2 separate regions of the Homo sapiens genome follow, and region 2 is linked to region 1. A link is a contact called in ENCODE Hi-C or POLR2A ChIA-PET data. All regions are on one chromosome and are shown on one strand. Each heading gives the region's core, a stretch centred on a gene start or an enhancer-like site at or near the end of the contact. The rest is flanking DNA. Distances are from core to core; before and after follow the strand shown. Region 1 overlaps MTO1 (mitochondrial tRNA translation optimization 1). Region 2 holds the start of KHDC1 (KH domain containing 1).

Region 1 (3,096 bases), core at 27-2,526:
GTATCTATGTATCTATCTATCTATCTATCTATCTGAGATGAAGTCTCACTCTATCGCCAGGCTGGAGGGCAGTGGTGCAATGTCCGCTCACTGCAACCTCCGCCTCCCGGGTTCAAGCAATTCTCCTGCCTCAGCCTCCCGAGTAGCTGAGATTACAGGCATGCGCCACCACGCTCAGCTAGTTTTATATTTTTAGTAGAGATGGGGTTTCTCCATGTTGGTCAGGCTGGTCTCGAATTCCCGACCTCAGGTGATCCACCCACCTCTGCCTCCCAAAGCGCTGGGATTACTTACAGGCGTGAGCCACCGCGCCCGGCCTAAAGTCATTTTTTAAATTGTTACCATGGATCAAAATGGAATGTGACTATTTTACATTACAACTACAGAAAAACTATCAGTCTTTAAAAACTTGAGAATCTTTTTTAATATTTTTGTTTTTTCAAGACTTATCGACATATAACAGACATATAAAAAACTGTATATATTTAGAGTATGCAACATGGTGTTTTGATACAAGTATACCTTCTGTGATGATACCCATAATCAAGCTAATTAATATAACCATCACCTCACATAGTTACACGTTTTGTGTGGTGAGAACACTTATGATCTACTCCCTTAGCAAATTTCAAGTATATCATACATTATTATTAACTGCAGTTACCATACTGCTCACTAGATTGCTAGAACTTATTCAACTTACAGCTGAAAATGTATAACCTTTGAGCAGTATCTTCCCATTTCCCCTACCCCAGACAAAGAATTTTAAATGAGTAAGAAGGCTAATATGTTATCAATCTCAATCTAAGCAATCTAGGAGAGAGAATACAATGTGTTATCACCAATTCACATGTACCTAAAATCATATCAGCACTAAAAAGTTAGTCTCAATTAATTTAAAAAATTAATTAATTTTAGACTTCAGGATAAATATGGCATACAACCTCTCATTTCTTCTCCCTTCTAAAACTCAAAGAAAATTAAATAGGGGAATAAAAAAGGTATAAAACCAAAAGGACAAGTAATGAAAAAGAACCAGTCAGAAGATGAGAAATTTCAATGTATTTTTGAAAGATAGAAAGTGTTTGGAAGAATGGTAACTCATCTAGCAGAGGGGAGATAGCTATAACTTAAGTATTAATATCTGAAGAGAAGATATATCAATGAGAATGAACTAATTTGCCCTGCAAAGGCTCAGAAATTAGAGAACTGAGAATAAGAACTGAGGAGGAATGTAGAAATGAAACTTGGAACAGAAAATGAAAGAAACAGCTGAAATTTACACATTAAGGTTTTGTCCTCAGATAGCTCTACCTTACAGTAAAATGGAGGTTTATTCTTCAGGTAATGGGGACTTTTTGTTTAATGGGTACAGAATTTTAATTTGGGATGATGAAAAAGTTCAAGAGACCGTTGGTGGTGATGGGTGCACAACACTGTCAATGTACTTAATAGCACTGAATTGTACACTTAAAAATGGTTAAAATGGTACATTTTATGGTTTGTATATTTTACCACAAAAAAATTGTTATTGTTGGGCCTATAAAATATGGACAGGATCACAAAATAGCATTTAAAGATATTAAATTAAATCGGCCAGGCTCAGTGGCTCATGACTATAATATGAACACTTTGAGAGACTGGGGCAGGAAGATCACTGGAGCCCTGGGGTTCAAGACCAGTCCTGGCAACATAGTGAGACCCCCATCTCTACAAAAAAAAATAATAAATTAGCCAGGGGTGGTGACACATGCCTGTGGTCCCAGCTACACAGGAGGCTGAGGCAGGAAGATCACTTGGGTCCAGGTGGTCGAGGCTACAGCGAGCTGTGATCATGCCACTGCACTCCAGCCTAAGAAAGAGGGAGAGAACTTGTCTCAAAAATAAAAAAATAAACAATTTAAGGGTATAAACATAAATACTAATAAAAACAATATAACCATTAAATCTGGAAAATAAAGAAAGTCGGGGGAGAAAAGGAAATGAAAGTAAAACTAATTTAGTAATTGTTACTTGAGGGAAGTCAGTGAGCATATTATATTATATATAAAATCATAGCTTTTAAGGTAACCATCGGAACAAACCCACAAACTTAAAAAAAAAAAGCATGGCCTCCAAAAGCAAAGCAAACACAGATTAAGTTTTTTTTTTAAAAAAAGGTACAGAGGAACAGTGTGTATAATATGCTACGATTTTGTGAAAACAACAAAAAATACATATACATATGCATGAAGACATGTACATATGCCTAGGTAGAAAGACCACACAACAGATTAACAAAGCAAATGCTCCTGAGAAAGAAAACTGGCTGGTTGAGGGGACAAAGTGAAGGAGACAGACTATCTTTTTTTTTTCTATTGAGACAGACTCTTGCTCTCTCACCCAGGCTGGAGTGCAGTAGCAAGATCTCAGCTCACTGCAACCTCCATCTCCCAGGTTCAAGTGATTCTCCTGCCTTAGCCTCCTGAGTAGCTGGGACTACAGGCGTGAGCCATCATGCCTGGCTAATTTTTGTATTTTTAGTAGAGACGAGTTTCGCCATGTTGGCCAGACTGGTCTCAAACTCCCGACCTCAGGTGATCCACCTGCCTCGGCCTTCCAAAGTGCTGGGATTATAGGTGTGAGCCATAATCACATAATGCCCATAATGCCCAGCTAAGACAGACTATCTTTTCACTCTATATGCTTTTTGTAGCCTTTAAGTTGTTGGCCCTAAGTATGTATTTCCCAATCAAGAAAATTAATAAATCTATAATAAAAATGAAAATGGGAATTAAGATATGTATTTTAAAAGATGACACTCCTGGGCCACGCGCGGTGGCTCATGCCTGTAATCCCAGCACTTTGGGAGGCCGAGGTGGGCGGACCACAAGGTCAGGAGATCGAGAACATCCTGGCTAACACAGTGAAACCCCATCTCTACTAAAAATACAAAAAAGTAGCCGGGCATGGTGGCACGTGCCTGTAGTCCCAGCTACTCGAGAGGCTGAGGCAGGAGAATCGCTTGAACCTGGGGGGCAGAGGTTGCAGTAAGCCGAGATCACGCCATTGCACTCCAGCCTGGGCTACACAGTGAGACTCTGTCTCAAAAATAAA
Region 2 (3,303 bases), core at 528-3,027, 210 kb after region 1:
AGTTCTCAGATGATTCTGCCTCTAAGAGCAGCAGAAACTACAGGTAATCATCTCCGGGCTTACTTGAAGTTGTGTGCTCATTCCAAAATCTGCCTTGCTCACTCAAGAGTCCAGGTATCACTGGCCTTCGAGGTCATTAGGCAGCATCCAGTCTTTGAAGCAAACCATTCCAGGTTTTTGACTCTGCTTTCCTGTCAATGTCAGCTAGAGGAACTCTTCTCCCTGCCTTGGCCCTGGCTGGTCCTGGTTCCACTCTGGCTCATTTGCTTCCACACCTGGCCTATGATACCACATGACTAATTCCTTCCTGTGTGCCTCTGGCCCAGGCTTGCCAAAGGAATGCACTCAGAGCAGCTCTACCTATTCCTGTCCATCAGTTGCTGGTTGCGCACTGGCACTGCACATACCTGCTCCACAGAATCTTAAACCTTCAGGACTCTACCTGCTCACAGGTCCTGGGTTCCTACAGGCGTTCTTCATCAAGGGTGGGGCCACAGCTTTGCCCCAAGAGGGCAACCTGCCTCCTTGTTCCTGTACTGGCTTGAGACTCCTAGGCTGTGTCTGAACTAGCTGATAGGCCAGAAGCTTTAGGATGAAAAGAATACTGGAGGAGTCCTCAAAGTTAGAACTTTTATTGGTGTCTGTGTCCCCTCACTCATCTTAGCTATCTTGACCCTTCCCTACTTACCTTAATGATTTCGTGATTTCAATGAAAAAGACGCAACCTAGATAAGATTGCAAGGTCCCATACCTTCCTGGGGGCAGAGTTGACCTCAGACAGGGTCTTGCTTTGTTGCCCAGGCTGGAATGCAGTGGCGTGATCTCAGCTCACAGCAGCCTCAAACTCTCGGGCTCAAGCAATCCTCCCACCTCAGCTTCCCATATAGCTTGGGCTACAGGCGTGCACCACCATGCCCAGCTGATTTTTAAATTTTTTGTAGAGACAAGTTCTCCCTCTGTTGCCCCAGCTGGTTTCGAACTCCTGGGCTCAAGCGATCCTTGCTCTTTGGCCTCCCAAAGTGTTGGGATTACAGGTGTGAGCCACTGTGCCCAGCCCGACCTTTTGTTAATACTCCCATCTAATTGTCCAAACGGACTTGAACAAAAGAATCTTCTTCCCAATACTGCCAGGGAGGGCAAAATTCTTCAAATTCATGTTTGAGGCCATAAACGAACAGGAGTAAAATGGAATCCGCAGGAAGCAATGACAAGAAACCCAAAAACATTCATTTCCCTCCAGCCCAAGTGGCAGATGGGATCTCAAATACACCACGGTGTGATGCGTGACAGGAGGCATCCACTGGGGATGTGGAGCATTTTAAGTGCCCTGCAGAGGGTGGGCCTGGGTCACCCCCCCCCCCACCGCGACACCCCTCCCCAGGCAACATTCCTGGGGAGTCTGGACCTCCCTTGGTGGACCGACACCCGAGGGTCTCTAGGGTTTTTCACCCCATATCGGGGTGAACTGAAGGCATGGGAAGAGGCAGCCCCACAGCCTGGGTCCCCAAAACCCCCTCCGGGCTGAGAGCAAGAGATGCCGCCTGGAGGCCACTCACCAAGCAGCTCCGCTGGCTCAGCAATGGGGGTCGTCCGGGTCTGGGTCATTGCCACTGGCTCGTCCCTCCTCCCACCCTTGCTTCCTGGACTCAAGAGCTGCTGGGCTCTCTGCGCGCCGGCAGTGGGCTCCGCAGGCTGTCTCCTACACAGAGCAGGCGGGAGGAGGGCTCTGGGTTGCTTCCCGCGCCGCAGCCGCGCGCTTCCGGCGGGGTCGCCGCCACTTCCGCTCGAGCGCGCCTCGCGCGGCCGCGGCGCGAGCCGGGACCCCTGGAAGGGTCGGGTGCGCGGCCCAGGAGGTACCGCTGTCTCCTCACAATCGGCCAGGCCTGCAGCCGCTGCCGCCGCTGCCGCCGCCGCCGCCGCCGCCGCCGCCGCCCTACTCAGGGAGTGGCCCAGGCCTGCGGCGCGCCACCCTCACCTCCTTCATTCCTACCGTCAAAGCCCAGCCTTGGCTACCTGACCCCCCTGTGGTCTCGAACTCGGTTAGTCCGGTGAAGGGACAGAGAAGCCTGGGTTCCCGGCGGCATCACTGAGATGCTCAGTCCTGAATTCTGCCCTCCATTAGGATTATCTGCTTTGTGGGATAATTTCCTCATTGGTTGAGTCAGTGAGTTGCGTGTCTGCAAGAGAGCATCCTATCTGGTGGGTCTTCATCTAGATCTTGCACATTTCTTACTAAGTTCATCCTAAGAATATCTTACAGATAAGGAAAGTGAGCTGCAAAGAAGTGTAAAAACAGGGGAAACAGGAGATAGCAGTATAAAGAGAAAAATTAAAACAGATCGTGTGACTTTCCTCTATTGTTAATTGATTTGGGGACATTTTAAACTTATAGAAAGAAAAGAAACACGGGTTTTGTTGACACATCTCAAAACAAAATGGGTGTAACACCTTTAAAATGTAAACTATTGTGCTGGATATGTTTGTATTATTTTGAAGTCATTTAAAGTAATCGCATGAGGTGTTGCCTGCTGTTGGACCAGTAGTTTCTTTTTAGTATTCAAGCAAAGGCATAGTGAGGAAATAGTAAGAAAAAAAGAAGGAATGCTGTAACAGGAAACAAGGGAAAGGAGGAGCAGAGGAAAAGGGCAGGAAAGGTTTAACATTTACGTAGCACTTGCTATGCACCAGACACTTTTAAGCTCTTTAAATGTATTAACTCCTCTAGTTCTCACCACAGCCCTATGAAATGGGTATACTATTATCACCTCTGGTTTACAAAGAAGGCAAGTGAGGTCAAGAGAGGTTAAGCAACTGGCCCAAGGTTACACCGTAAGTGGCAAAACCTTTGCTTGAGCACATCAATTTGGCCCTAGAGTCTATGCTTTTTTTTTTTTGAGAAGGGCCTCTTTCCTGCTGCCTAGGCTGGAGGGCTGTGGCACCATCATGGCTCACTGCAGCTCCAACCTGCCGGGCTCAATGAATTCTCTCACCTCAGCCTCCTGAGTAGCTGAGACCGCAGGCACATACCACCTTGCCCAGCTAGGCTTTTTTTTTTTTTTTTGAGATGGAGTCTTGCTCTGTCACCCAGGCTGGAGTGCAGTGGTGCGATCTTGGCTCACTGCAACCTCTATCTCCCGGGTTCAAGTGATTCTCCTGCCTCAGCCTCCCGAGTAGCTGGGATTACAGGTGCCTGCCACCATGCCCAGCTAATTTTTGTATTTTTAGCAGAGACGGGGTTTCACCACCTTGGCCAGGCTGGTTTCAAACTCCTGACCTCATGATCCACCCGCCTTGGCCTCCCAA

Evidence for each region. Hi-C counts contacts between places; a loop is a spot of excess contacts on that map. ChIA-PET counts read pairs that join two places held with the same protein, here RNA polymerase II (POLR2A). Pooled maps may share reads with other maps.
Region 2: a pooled map shows a loop between it and region 1 (3-fold over the local background). The contact joins the promoter of KHDC1 here to the enhancer-like site in region 1. A Hi-C loop is called at or near these places in 1 of 168 maps with a recorded cell type or tissue (naive thymus-derived CD4-positive, alpha-beta T cell) and 7 of 50 pooled maps. POLR2A ChIA-PET finds 5 or more read pairs at or near these places in 3 of 52 experiments (CD8-positive, alpha-beta memory T cell, WTC11 and activated naive CD4-positive, alpha-beta T cell).

Annotation. Positions count from the first base shown.
Region 1 is chr6:73,470,216-73,473,311 of GRCh38, reverse strand. All of the region lies in intron 3 of MTO1 (mitochondrial tRNA translation optimization 1), which reads right to left. Among named protein-coding and RNA genes, the nearest start is that of MTO1, 10 kb to the right of the region's middle. RefSeq lists an enhancer at 1,081-1,150. Within about 2 kb of position 1,276, at least 3 of the 41 ENCODE cell types and tissues checked have a DNase peak (open chromatin) inside an H3K27ac peak, as active enhancers do.
Region 2 is chr6:73,261,670-73,264,972 of GRCh38, reverse strand. It overlaps KHDC1 (KH domain containing 1), which reads left to right and starts at 1,777. Exons shown (of 4, transcript NM_030568.5): 1 at 1,777-2,199. The region is part of intron 2 of LOC122539213 (KHDC1-KHDC1L); the gene reads left to right. It also overlaps the pseudogene KHDC1-AS1. RefSeq lists a silencer at 1,664-1,933.